Regions from separate parts of the Homo sapiens genome. Here region 1 is linked to region 2. The links are chromatin contacts, found by Hi-C or POLR2A ChIA-PET in ENCODE. All regions are on one chromosome and are shown on one strand. Each heading gives the region's core, a stretch centred on a gene start or an enhancer-like site at or near the end of the contact. The rest is flanking DNA. Distances are from core to core; before and after follow the strand shown.

Region 1 (6,655 bases), core at 1,372-3,871, 300 kb after region 2:
GAAATTTGACTTTTATGAGAAACCACAAGTAAATCACTCTAAAAATATAAGTTTTTTAAAAAGCTGAAAATGAGGGATTTGGGTGTGAAAGTGTAAAAAGAAAACCTAACTTAAAGCAATATGTCACCAGGCACAGTGGCTCATGCCTGTAATCCCAGCACTTTGGGAGGCCGAGGTGGGGGGATCACCTGAGGTCAGTAGTTTGAGACCAGCCTGGCCAACATGGTGAAACCCCATCTCTACTAAAAATACAAAATTAGCCAGGCATGGTGGCGGCCACCTGTAATTCCAGCTACTCAGGAGGCTGAGGCTGGAGAATCACTTGAACCTGGGAGGTGGAGGTTGAGCAAGCCGAGATTGCACCCCTGCACTCCTCCAGCCTGAGCGACAGAGCAAGACTCCATCTCAAAAAAAAAAAAAAAAAAAAAAAAAGCAATATTTATATCAGACACAGGACAGGAGGGGACCATGTTGTCCCTTCTGCTGTTCTAGGGAGCCCCATGCAAGGCTCACAGTGTGGTGGTTTTGCAGTTGGGGACCTCTGTATCCAGACTCCAGCTCCATCACTTCCTGGCTGTTGGTCCTTGGTCCAGTTATTAAGCTCTCTAATCCTCAGCTTCCTCCTTTGTAAAGTGGAGATGGAGATAACCTATCTCATTAGATAGTCTTAAACAGTATAAGGCATGTAAAGCAAGCACCTAGCACCTTGCCTAATAGGCAACTCTTCAGTAAATGCTAGTTCCCTTGTCTCTCCAATCTCTTCTCAAAAATGTACCATGTAGAGTGCAGTGGCTCATGCCTGTAATCCCAGCATTTTGGGAGGCTGAGGTGGGCGGATCACGAGGTCAGGAGTTCGAGACCAACCTGACCAACATGGTGAAACCCTGTCTCTACTAAAAATACAAAAATTAGCCGGGCGTGATGGCGCACACCTGTAATCCCAGCTACTCAGGAGGCTGAGGCAGGAGAATCGCTTGAACCCGGGAGGCGGAGGCTACAGTGAGCTGAGATCGTGCCACTGCACTCCAGCCTGGGCAACAGAGCGAGACTCTGTCTCAAAAAAAAAAAAAAAAAAGTACCATGTAAAATTGGACCTACCTGTGACTGAGTTAGTCATCAGGTTATTAGGGATTTATCACTTATTGACTGCCCACTAGCAGACTCAGTGCCTGTAACATAGTAGGCTCCAAGTAAAGATATGTTTGATGGATGGACAAATGGATGGATGGATGGATGGATGACTCAATCTCTGTCTTTAGATCCCTAGAAGAAGAGACACTTGTTTGTTCTATATATACATTTTTTCATTTCTTTTAATTTTTTAATTTTTTATTTTTGTGGGTACATAGTCAGTGTATATATTTGTTTCCTTCCCTCCCTTCCTTCCGTTCCTTTGTTCCTTCCTTCCTTCCTCTCTTTCTCTCTCCCTTCCTTCCCTTCCCTTCCTCCTTCCCTCCCTCCTTCCCTTCCCTTCCCCTTCCTTCCTTCCTTCCTTCCTCTCTCTCTCTTTCTTTCTTTCTTTCTCTTTCTTTCTCTCTCTCTCTTTCTTTCTCTCACTTTGTTGCCCAGGCTGCAATCGCGGTTCACTCCAACCTCTGCCTCCCAGGTTCAAGCCATCCTCCCACCTCAGCCTCCTGAGTAACTGGGCACGCACCACTGCACCCGGCCAGTTCTTGTATTTTTTGTAGAGATGGGGTTTTGCCACATTGTCCAGGCTGGTCTCAAACTCCTGGGCTCAAGGGATCCACCTGCTTTGGCCTCTTAAAGTGCTAGGCGTGAGTCACCACACCTGGCCTTGTCCTATATATTTCTAAAGAATACATTTGAGACCAGGAAGTGCAGTATTAATCTCTCTTTGTTATTTTATTTTTATTTTTTTGAGATGAGGTCTTGCTCTGTTGCTCAGGCTGAAGTGCAGTGGCACAATCATGGCTCACTGCAACCTCTGCCTCCTGGGCTCAAGCCATCGTCCCACCTCAGCCACCTGAGTAGCTGGGACTACAGGCATGTGCCACCATGTCCAACTAATTTTTAAATTTTTTTTATTGGCAGGGTCTCACCATTTTGCCCAGGCTGGTCTTGAATCCCTGGGCTCAAATGATCAGCCCACCTCAACCTCCCAAAGTGCTGGAATTACAGGCATGAACCGCCTGCCCTGGCCTCTTTGTTATTTTGATCAGAGAAAGTGGGTTTGGCTAAACGAAGTCCAGGCTCTTGGGGAGAAGCCCTTGGGAAGAATAGAAGTGAAAAGGAGGCTTCTCTGAGCCAGTCAAACGCTCTCCAGATCTTCAGACTCTGCTGTTCTCACATCCCTAGGCCCAGATACACTTAGTTTCTTTCTGGAGTAGGTAGAAGCTACAAGGAAGCAGTTTTCACATAAAATCAAGAACGATATTCTAATAAACTGACCACACATGGAAAAAGTGCTTCGAAAAAAGGGAGTTTCTCATCACCAGCCCCTGAGATGGAAGAAATATTGCCATAGTTGTTGTTATGTCAGGGAGGGAATTCTAGCTTTGAATTGGTAGTTAGATGAGAAAAACTCCTTTCAGCCTGAGATTTTGTGACTTCATTTATGAGACACTCACGCTCTCACAACTAGGCTTTCGACTGCCACCTAGAGGCTTACTTATGGAAAAGAGAATAAATATTACTACAAATCTGAACCCGAAGAGAACGCTGTTCTTCTTCATTTTGAATTTTCAACTCCGCTTGGGCCTACAGGCATCCCTTCCCTAGGTATTTCTAAGGGCAGAATCTCATAACAGACTAAATGTTATGCTCTTGCAATATCAACACAACTCAACACAGCTACAGGGCAAGGACAGAAACACAGAGGAAGCGTCTTCTCTTTCTCAGCCTCAGAGATAAGGAAGCAAGTAATATACACGACAAAATAAATTACAATGTGAGTTAGACTTTGCCAAACAGCTAATGCAGGTGATTATTGCCATGAAAGTTGAGTCAATGAAGGGATCCCTGTGGTCTGGGGTGGAAGGGCTTTTGGGGAGGGAGTAGAATTAGAGCTAGCTCTTGATGAAGAAATAACCTGGGGAAGGTAAGATGGAGCAGGAACAGATGGAGGTGAGTGTAGCTAAACAGCGTAGGCTTTGGAGTCCAAAAGACTGCATCAAATTCTGAACTGTCTTCACTAGCTGTGACTTTAGCTACTCTCTTAAAGTCTCTGAGCAGCAGCTTCCTCCTCTTATAATGGGGATATGCTCACCTTTCTTGAAAGCATGTTGTTTGGATTAGAGATAATATATGTAAAGTAGCACAATAATAAACACTCACATTGTTGTTGGCATTGCTGTGGATTAGACACCGGGGTGGACCTGGTATGGGCTGAGCCTTTGTGGAAGCACATGAAGTGAGGCCAAGGCAGTGTCGAGTGCTGAGAGAACCCATGACTAGGAGTCAGCAGACCTCAGTTTGAGTTCTTGATTTCATGTCACCAGGCAAATCACTTTCATTTTCTCCAGGCTTGTCTTTCGCATCTGTACAGTGAGGGTATTGGTCTGGAGAAATAATTCTCTACCCTGGCTACTTAGTACATGAGGAGACTGAAAATCACCTGGTGACCATTGAACAGGCCCCAGAGAAAAAGCTCCTTACCTGAGAATTTAGAATTTAGAAGGGAGCAAATAGCACCTGGTGACCATCAAACAGGCCATCCAGAGGCAAAACTCCTTATCTGGGGAAAATTAGATGTAATTAGACTTCCCTACTTTCCAAAGCAGGTATCTGGTTCCTCTGGTTTTTGGTAAAAGATGTGCTCTGGATTACCTCCTAGCTGAAGAGGGAGGAGTCTTTGCTGTCATCAACAAAACCTGTTGCACCTACATTAATGTGTCCGGAGAAGTGGAAACTGATGTCCAAGAAATTTTCAAACAAGCTAAATGACTACACACACTTTCCCAAAGTAACCAAGACTGGACCAAAACTTTTACTAATTGGTTTCCAAAAATCACTTGGCTTCTCCCATTCCTTGGACCTTTGTTCCTTGTCATTCTTCTTTTAATATCTGATCCCTGCTTTTTTTTTTTAACATGCTCATTAAATTTATATCTTCCAGATTGCAAAGATTCCACCTACAGATGGCTATGCAATCCCAATACCAGCCTGTAACAGCAACTTCCATTTGCATGGGGCCTTTTGATGGAACCCGGTTTTCCCTGTCCTGAACGAGTTTTTCGTGACCCTTCATTCCCTTCATGACAGAGCAAGAAAGGAAAAAATGCAACCTATCCCTTCAATGCCCCCTTTCAGCAGGAAGTAACCAGACTCCACACTCCTCTTCACTGTGGTGTTTTCCCTTTCTTGAGACCCCAATTGTCAGGCCTGAGCCCAAGCTAAGTGATCATATCCCCTGCGACCTGCACATATATATCCAGATGGCCTGAAGCAACTGAAGAACCACAAAAGAAGTGAAAATAGCCAGTTCCTGCCTTAACTGATGGCATTCCACCACTGTGATTTGTTCCTGCCCCACCCTAACTGACCAATTGACCTTGTGACATTCCTTCTCCGGGGCAATGAATCTCAGGAGCTCCCCACCAAGCATCTTGTGACCCCCACTCCTGCCCACAAGAGAACAACCCCCTTTAACTGTAATTTTCCACTACCTACCCAAATCCTATAAAACTGTCCCACCCCATCTCTCTCCCTTTGCTGACTCCTTTTTCAGATTCGCCCACCTACGCCCAGGTGATTAAAAAGCTTTATTGCTCACACAAAGACTGTTTGGTGGTCTCTTCACACGGACGCATGTAACATTTGGTGCTGAAGACCTGGGACAGGGGGATTCCTTCAGGAGACTGGTCCCCTGTCCTCGCCCTCACTCCTTGAGGAGATCCACCTACGACCTTGGGTCCTGAAATCAGCCCAAGGAACATCTCACCAATTTCAAATCAGGTAAGTGGTCTCTTCACTCTCTTCTCCAGCCTCTCTCACTACCCTTCAGTCTCCCTGTGCTTCCAATTCCAGCTCTTTTTCCTCTCTAGCAGAGACAAAGGAGACACATTTTATCCGTGAACTCAAAAACTCCAACGTCGGTCACAAATTTAGGAAGACAGTCTTCCCTTGGTGTCTGATCACTGCAGGGATGCCTGCCTTGATCATTCACCCACATTCCATTGGTGTCTGATCACTGCGGGGATGCCTGCCTTGGTCATTTACCCACATTTCCTTGGTGGTAAGTCAACTGTGGGGATGCCTGCTTTGGCTGCTCACCCATATTACAGCCCAGGGCTGCTCACCCCTGCCCTCCACCCTGTGTCTCTACCTTTCTCTTTAGACTTACCTCCTTCACTATGGGCAACTTTCTGCCCTCCATTCCCCCTTCTTCTCCCTTAGCCTGTGTTCTTAAAAACCTAAAACCCCTTCAACTAACACCTGACCTAAAACCTAAACATCTTATTTTCTTCTGTAATACCACTTGGCCCCAATACAAACTCGAAAATAGTTCCAAGTGGCCAGAGAATGGCACTTTCGATTTGTCTATCCTACAAGACCTAGATAATTTTTGTCGAAAATTGGGCAAATGGTCTGAGGTGCCTGACGTCTAAGCATTCTTTACACATTGGTCCCTCCCTAGTCTCTGCTCCCAATATGACTCGTCCCAAATCTTTCTTCTTTCTCTCCTGTCTGTTCCTTCAGGCTCCACCCCAAGCTCTGAGCCCTTTGAATCCTCCTTTTCTACAGACCCATCTGACCTTTCCCCATTCCCCAGGCTGCTCCTCGCCAGGCCAAGCCAGATCTCAATTCTTCCTCAGCCTCTGCTCCTCCACCCTATAATCCTTCTATCACCTCCCCTCCTCACACCCGGTCCGGCTTACAGTTTCGTTCCGTGGCTAGCCCTCCCCTACCTGCCCAACAATTTCCTCTTACAGAGGTGGCTGGAGCTGAAGGCATAGTCAAGGTTAATGCTCCTTTTTCTTTATCCGACCTCTCCCAAATCAGTTAGCGTTTAGGCTCTTTTTCATCAAATATAAAAACCCAGCCCAGTCCATGGCCTGTTTGGCAACAACCCTTAGACACTTTACCACCCTAGATCCAGAGGGGCCAGAAGGCCGTCTTATTCTTAATATGCATTTTATTATCCAATCCACTCCTGACATTAGAAAAAGCTCCAAAAATTAGATTCCGGCCCTCAAACCCCACAACAGGACTTAATTAACCTTGCCTTCAAGGTGTACAATAATAGAGAAGAGGCAGCCGAGCGGCAGTGTATTTCTCAATTGCAATTACTTGCCTCCACTGTGAGAGAAACCCCAGCCACATCTCCAGCACATAAGAACTTCAAAACGCCTAAACCATAGCAGTCAGGCATTCCTCCTGGACTTTTTCCCCCAGGATCTTGCTCCAAGTGCTGGAAATCTGGCCAGTGGGCCAAGGAATGCCCACAGCCTGGGATTCCTCCTAAGCCATGTCCCATCTGTGCAGGACCCCACTGGAAATCAGACTGTCCAACTTGCCCAGCAGCCATTCCTAGAGCCCCTGGAACTCTGGCCCAAGGCTCTCTGACTGACTCCTTCCCAGATCTTCTCGGCTTATCAGCTGAGGACTGACGCTGCCCAATCGCCTCGCAAGCCTCCTGGACCATCACAGACACTTCAGGTAACTGCTACAGTGGAGGGTAAGTCCATCCCTTTCT
Region 2 (6,785 bases), core at 1,692-4,191:
TGGCTCACACCTGTAATCCCAACACTTTGGGATGCCGAGGCGGGTGGATCACGAGGTCAAGAGATCGAGACCATCCTGGCCAACATGGTGAAACCCCATCTCTACTAAAAATACAGAAAATTAGCTGGGCATGGTGGCGTGCACCTGTAGTCTCAGCCTGAGGCAGGAGAACTGCTTGAATCCAAGAGGCGGAGGTTGCAGCGAGCCAAGATTGGGCCTTTGCACTCCAGCCTGGTGACAGAGCGAGACTCTGTCTCAAAAAAAAAATAAATAAATAAGTCTAACTTATAGAAAAAGAGAGTAGAATGTTGGTTACCAAAGGCTAATGTTGGTTACTGAAAAGTAGAATGTTGGTTACCAAAGGGTTGAGGGAGAGAGGAAATGTTGGGTCAAAAGGTATAAAGTTTCAGTTAGATAGAGGGAAATGTTTTGAGATCTATTGCACAGCAGGGTAACTACAGTCAATAATAATGTATATTTCAAAATAGCTGAGAGTAAATTCAAATATCTTAACATGAAAAAGATATGATATATGTTAATTAGCTTGATTTAATCATTCCATATTGTGTAAATATATTAAAACATCACATTGTACCCTATAAATATATACAGTTATGATGTCGATTAAAAATAATATAAATTTTTAAAATGTCTTTAAAACATTAAAAAACTTTGTAGTATCACAAATAAAACAGAGGGCAATTCTATACTCATATACTTTTGATTAAAACAATGCATTTAAAGCATTCTCAGTTAAAACAGCAAGAATAATCTCATTAAACCTTTTAACCACTCCAGCAGGTACCACTGTTATTCTAATTTACAAAGGAGAAAACTGACAATTAGAAACTTTTCCAAAGAGACCAAAGTAGCTGATGGCTAGGCCAGGTCTAGCAAACATATAACTTGACACATAATAATAGCTCAATAAATGGAAGTCATAATTATTTTTCAACTACTAGATCAATCTCAGGATTAAGAGAGAAGGAAATCATTCTAGAGCCATTTTCTATTTGAAAAAAAAAGTAGAAGAAAATAGAAATATGCTCAAAATAGAAGAGTAGTTGAGTAAAGAAAAATCTTCTGAATGGGAATTAGAGAGTAAAACATATATAATTTTCCAACGCTAAAAGAAAAAAAGACACTATTATATGATCAATCCATAGCCAGAAAGGCAGAAAAAGCAGGAACAGAAACAGATGCATGCAACAGCCTTTTACTAAACCCAAAGGAGACTTTGGATATCTATTATCTATAATCTATTATAGATAGGTAGATAATAGATATCTATATATTATGTATCTCTAACCTGTTATCTCCCTCCCTCTGTCCCTCCCCAAGGAAGACTTTGTCTCTAAAGCATTTAGAATCATATAAAAAATTAACCTTAAATCTAAGACAAAGGGGATATGGATTAAATTAAGCATGTTTAATAATAGTTAAGTTTGGAAAAGTTATTTTATTCCCAGGTGCTTTTAATTCTGAAAATTTGTCTCTAATTGTATATTTATAAATACAGTGGTTAATAATTTTAGTTTCTTCTCATGCTCAGCTATTTTTACATTTTTTAAATAATAGTTTTGTTATATTCTTAATTATCCGTTCCAGAAATATGGCTATCTGGATCACAAAGCCATTTACAAGGTACTGCCATCCATCTGGTAATGGTAGGAGGAAATAAACGTTTTGAGTTCTGACTTTTCAACGTCCACCTTTTATATAAGAACAGAAATGCCAAGCATACAAAAAAGTGTACTGAATGGTGAAAGATTAGAGTACACAGCAGAGGCTAAAGTCTATGTTCCAGGGACACAGTCAACACTTGATAAATGTTTGTTGGCACAGGGAGGGAGGGAGGGAGGGAGGGAGGAAGGGGTAGGAAAAAGAAAGGAGATTCAAAGGAGATAACCACACACAGAAATTCCGAGATGGAAAGGGGAAGTTAAGAAGTTTAATTAGAATGTGTATTTTGTGTAAGTAAGGCAATATGTGCCAAGAGAGGTGTGGTCAAACACTTACCTTAACCCATTAGGGAACAACTTCTTGTAGTCAACATTTATTATACTGATATTGTTTTTAGCAAGGGTTTCAATGGATACTAAACGGCCCACATGCTGAAAACCAGGAGCCACGGACCTGACGTATTGCCTATCATGAGCTGGCAACCAAAAAATCTCTAAGGAGAAACAAGAAGTCCCTCAGTAGATAATCAGCTATCCAGGTACGAACAGCCCCATAGAGAATGGAGGGAGCTCCATTCCAGCACAGGTAGTATTCTACAGAGAGTAGAGAGAGAGAGTCTAGTCCTTGGTGAAAGAGTCAACATGGGCTAGTATTTTCTTTGTTTTGTTTTGTTTTTGAGATGGAGTCTCGCTCTGTCGCCCAGGCTGGAGTGCAGTGGCACAATCTTGGCTCACTGTAAGCTCCGCCACCCGGGTTCATACCATTCTCCTGCCTCAGCCTCCCAAGTAGCTGGGACTACAGGCGCCCGCTACCACACCCGGCTAATTTTTTGTATTTTTATTGTATTTTGTATTTTTAGTAGAGATGGTGTTCCACCGTATTAGCCAGGATGGTCTCGATCTCCTGACCTCATGATCCGCCCGCCTCGGCCTCCCAAGTGCTGGGATTACAGGCGTGAGCCACCGCGCCCAGCCCTGGGCTAGTATCTTCTAATGAACTCTTATAATGGGGCTTTCACTAGGGCTACTCTGGAGCTGAGTTTTCTCATGACCTCTCCATTTACCAGTTAACATCAAGTGTCAAGGGCCTACTGTGTACACAAAGACTCATACAAGCAAAGTAGATTAGTTGATAGATATGGGTGAATAGTGAGAATCAAAAACATCTTTCTGGTTAATGATGTTAAAAATCATCTTTGAGGCTGGGTGTGGTGGCTCATGCCTGTATTCTTAGCACTTTGGAAGGCCGAGGCAAGAGGATCCCTTGAGCCCAAGAGTTTGAGACAGGCCTGGGCAACATAGGGAGGCCCTGCTTCTATTTTATTTAAAAAAAATCATCTTTGAGAGGAGTCATTTCCTGCCAACAGAGATGCTATTATGACTCATCTATGAAATACTTCCATTTGTAAAAAGACTTATAATTGTTTCACTCACAGCACTCCCATATTCTGAGAATTTATGGGATTTGGAACAACTGACTGCCCAAATGCAGAGTTGCTTCTGAAAAACATTACGAGCAAATCTCTGCTCAAATAAGAACCAGCTCTCCTTTCTATATCATTCATCATGCCAAGTCTTCAAAGCCTTAATGTTACCCAGGCTCTTTCTAATGGATCTATGTTGGTGTGGTGCAGGTCACATTAGATAGTTATTACACATATTCCTCTTTAACAGGGTGCTGACATTTCATTTGGTTTGGAATAGCAAACAGCCTCAATGATTTTCCCCACTGAGATAAATTTAACTGGGTCATTCCTAGATTACCACATGTAGCTGTATAAGTAACAATCTTCATTTCCATAGGAAGTAAAATTACTTAAGGATCCCAGGGTAGATGTACAAGGTAGGTCAAGTTCAACTACTGTGCTCCTAGGACATGCTACCCACCTCCCAACCTATGTCATAAATACTGAGATAGACTTACCAGATGTTGCTCGATTTTAGAGGCAAGGATCACGCTTACTACTTGGCGGACAAATGTGTGTCTGAGAGGATGTTTTGGTGGAGGGCGATGAAGATCAAATATCACAAATTTTCTTTCCTTCTCTGCAAGTGTCAATAAATCAGCTAGTGTTGGAATTGACTGATTTCTTGCTCTTTCTTTATCTGCCTCTGATAGAGGTTTCATATTGTAAAATGGCCTGAGCTAGAAACAAATACATCAAAAAATACATAAAAGCACTTTCCAGTTCTCCTACTATGTAGCCACACATCCAGCTCTACCTCAGTTGCTCCATTATCATTCAATCCATCAGGCCCTCTGAAGTACTAATCCTAGAAAACAGGTGACAAGGAGAGAAATAAAATGTAATCATCATCAATAATTACAGTGTTTGGAATGGTCTCTTCTATATCCTACAACCTGTTGTATTTGCACTGAAGGTCATGTTCTTATCCTGACCTTCCTTTCCAGCCTTCTCTCCCATAAGTCAAGATAATACATCCCTTTTCAGTCACGCTGGCTTCCTACATGGGCTCCCGCTATTCTAGTTTTGTGTAATAGGAAGAACACATGCTTTGGCTTCAACTGAATTTAATACCAGCTCTACCCCTCCCTTGACTTCCTTGCCATATCCACTTGTTAAAATCCTACCCTTCAAATGCTATTTCCCTCATGAAGCTTTCCTTTAATCTTCCTGAACTAAAGAGACTTCAAGGCTGGTGCTGTGATCATGCCTTTAATCCCAGCAGGCTGAGGCAAAAGTATCACTTGAGGCCAGGAGTTCGAGGCCAGCCTGGGCAACATAGTGAGACCCTTGTCTCTACAAAAAAATTTTAAAATAGCTGGGTGTGGAGATACATGCCTGTAGTCCTAACTACTAAGGAGGCTAAGGCAGAAGGATTACTTGAGCCCAGGAGTTTGAGGCTGCAAGTGAGCTATGATTGTGCCATTGCACTACAGCCTGGGCAATAGAGTGAGGCCCTGGGCAATAGAGTGAGGCCCTATCTCTAAAAAAATCAATAAATAAAGAGACTTCAATGGCTTTGAAGCCCAATGGCCCATTTTTATGCCTCTGTATGTCTCATTCATATATAGCTAATGTATGTAAAAATAGCTAAGCATGAGAAGAAACTAAAATTATTAACGACTATATTTATAAATATACAATTAGAGACAAATTTTCAGAATTAGAATTTGGACATGTCTTAGTACATTAAAGTTCAATCCTGGCTCACTATGCTTCTTGCTATGCAACCTTGGTAATAAAACCATTTAAATTCTCCAAGTCATCATTGCCCAAATTATAAAATAGAGGAGAGGAAGAATAACCTATATATTTCTTAGGATTATTTTGAAGATTAAATATGATAAAAATATTTACAGGGTCTGGGAGTATGTCTGGTACATAGATAGAAAAGTATACAATTCACATTAGTTCCTTCACTCTCTGCTGACTCTACTGGAGTGTAACTCCCTCTTGGTGGGAACTGTCATACATTCTTTGAAACGCACAGCATTTCACCTAACACATGGGAGAACACACATATGTTTGCTACATTAAATTTAATAGATGGCAACTTTGATAATCACTTGCCATTTTTTAGATCATTTGAGTGAAGGCAGTGATAAAAGGCTACCTCCCAGGAGAAGGAAGTAGCAGAAGGAAGAAGTCACATTTTCTTAAGACTCAAGTAATCTCTCTTTTTCTCTACACAACTTTATCTTCATTCTCTTTCATACCTCTCCTATTTCTTCTTCTTCTTCCTTTGACCTAAATAAGCTGCCTTTTTAAACATTTTTCTCAGGAAAGAAACAATCACATTGCACAGTATCTCCGGAAAATTGCTAGGCCAGAAGGCAGATCATTGCTAGGCCAGAAGGCAGATCTAAACCATGGTTTAGATCTGATTGAAAGCTACAACTAATGGTTTTCTTAATTCTCAGGACAATAGAAATATGCTTCAGAATTCAAGATTTTGTTAGCTACTACCAGACCTAAACCAACTGGTTCACTTAACTATTAAACCTTCTTGTGAGAAAAATTGTTAAAAGAATTTATGGGAAAGACCAACACAAGACCAAAAATTCAAAATAGCAAAGATGGTAAATATTTAATCAATATAAGAGTTTAAAACTAGACTCCAGTAAACTTTAAATAGTATTATGGGGGTAGGCCTAACAGCTGAAGTACATTGTGCCTCTTTAGACTTAATCAGAAAAATAAACTGGAATGGATAAATGCCTGTTTAGACTATATTCAACATGTGATTGAATGTTTTCAAAAAGCCACAGGAAGTAACAAGCTAGAAATGAAAATAAATTTCTGGTCCTCCAGATGAAACATCTGGTTCCTCAAATAAAAATAAGATTAAAAGGTCCTCTGTTCTCTGTGCCTCTGTGTAGACATATTACAAAAAGAAAGGTTATTGGAAGAACCAATGTATAATATTGGTTAAGAAATAGAAAGACAAGTCCGGGCATGGTGGCTCACGCCTGTAATCCCAGCACTTTGGAAGGCCGAGACGGGCGAATCACCTGAGGTCAGGAGTTCGAGACCAGCCTGACCAACATGGAGAAACCCTGTCTCTACTAAAAATACAAAATTTAGCCGGCTGTGGTGGCACATGCCTGTAATCCCAGCTACTTGGGAGGCTGAGGCAGGAGAATCGCTTGAACCGGGAGGCAGAGGTTGCGGTGAGCCAAGATCGCACCATTGTACTCCAGCCTGGACAACAAGAGTGAAACTCCGTCTCAAAAAAAAAAAAAAAAAAAAGAAAAGAAAGAAAGAAATAGAAGGACAATTAAACCTGTCCAATGATGCCACATCAAGGAAACATTCCACTGAATAGACGATTCTGATAAGAACTAACTGTAACTACATGTGAACAACAATACAATTTTCTTTTCTTTTTTTTTTTTTTTGAGACGGAGTCCTGTTCTGTCGCCCAGGCTGGAGTGCAGTGGTGCAATCTCAGCTCACTTCAACCTCCGCCTCCCAGGTTCAAGTGATTCTCCTGTCTCAGCCTCCCAAGTAGCTGGGATTACAGGCATGCACGATGACGCCCAGCTCATTGTTGTATTTTTACTAGAGACAGGGTTTCACCACGTTGGCCAGGCTGATCTCGAACTCCTGACCTTGTGATCCACCTGTCTCGGCCTCC

The links. A loop is a pair of places that touch in the nucleus more often than their neighbours do. ChIA-PET counts read pairs that join two places held with the same protein, here RNA polymerase II (POLR2A).
Region 1: a map with no recorded cell type shows a loop between it and region 2 (2.2-fold over the local background). The contact joins two enhancer-like sites. A Hi-C loop is called at or near these places in 1 of 37 single-sample maps with no recorded cell type. POLR2A ChIA-PET finds 5 or more read pairs at or near these places in 2 of 52 experiments (PC-9 and WTC11).

The regions. Positions count from the first base shown.
Region 1 is chr11:77,545,842-77,552,496 of GRCh38, forward strand. No RefSeq gene overlaps it. Among named protein-coding and RNA genes, the nearest start is that of LINC03030, 22 kb to the right of the region's middle. RefSeq lists an enhancer at 3,302-3,371. Within about 2 kb of position 2,622, at least 4 of the 41 ENCODE cell types and tissues checked have a DNase peak (open chromatin) inside an H3K27ac peak, as active enhancers do.
Region 2 is chr11:77,241,675-77,248,459 of GRCh38, forward strand. GDPD4 (glycerophosphodiester phosphodiesterase domain containing 4) reads right to left here. Exons shown (of 17, transcript NM_182833.3): 12 at 3,607-3,828; 13 at 2,020-2,174. Among named protein-coding and RNA genes, the nearest start is that of GDPD4, 57 kb to the right of the region's middle. Within about 2 kb of position 2,942, at least 4 of the 41 ENCODE cell types and tissues checked have a DNase peak (open chromatin) inside an H3K27ac peak, as active enhancers do.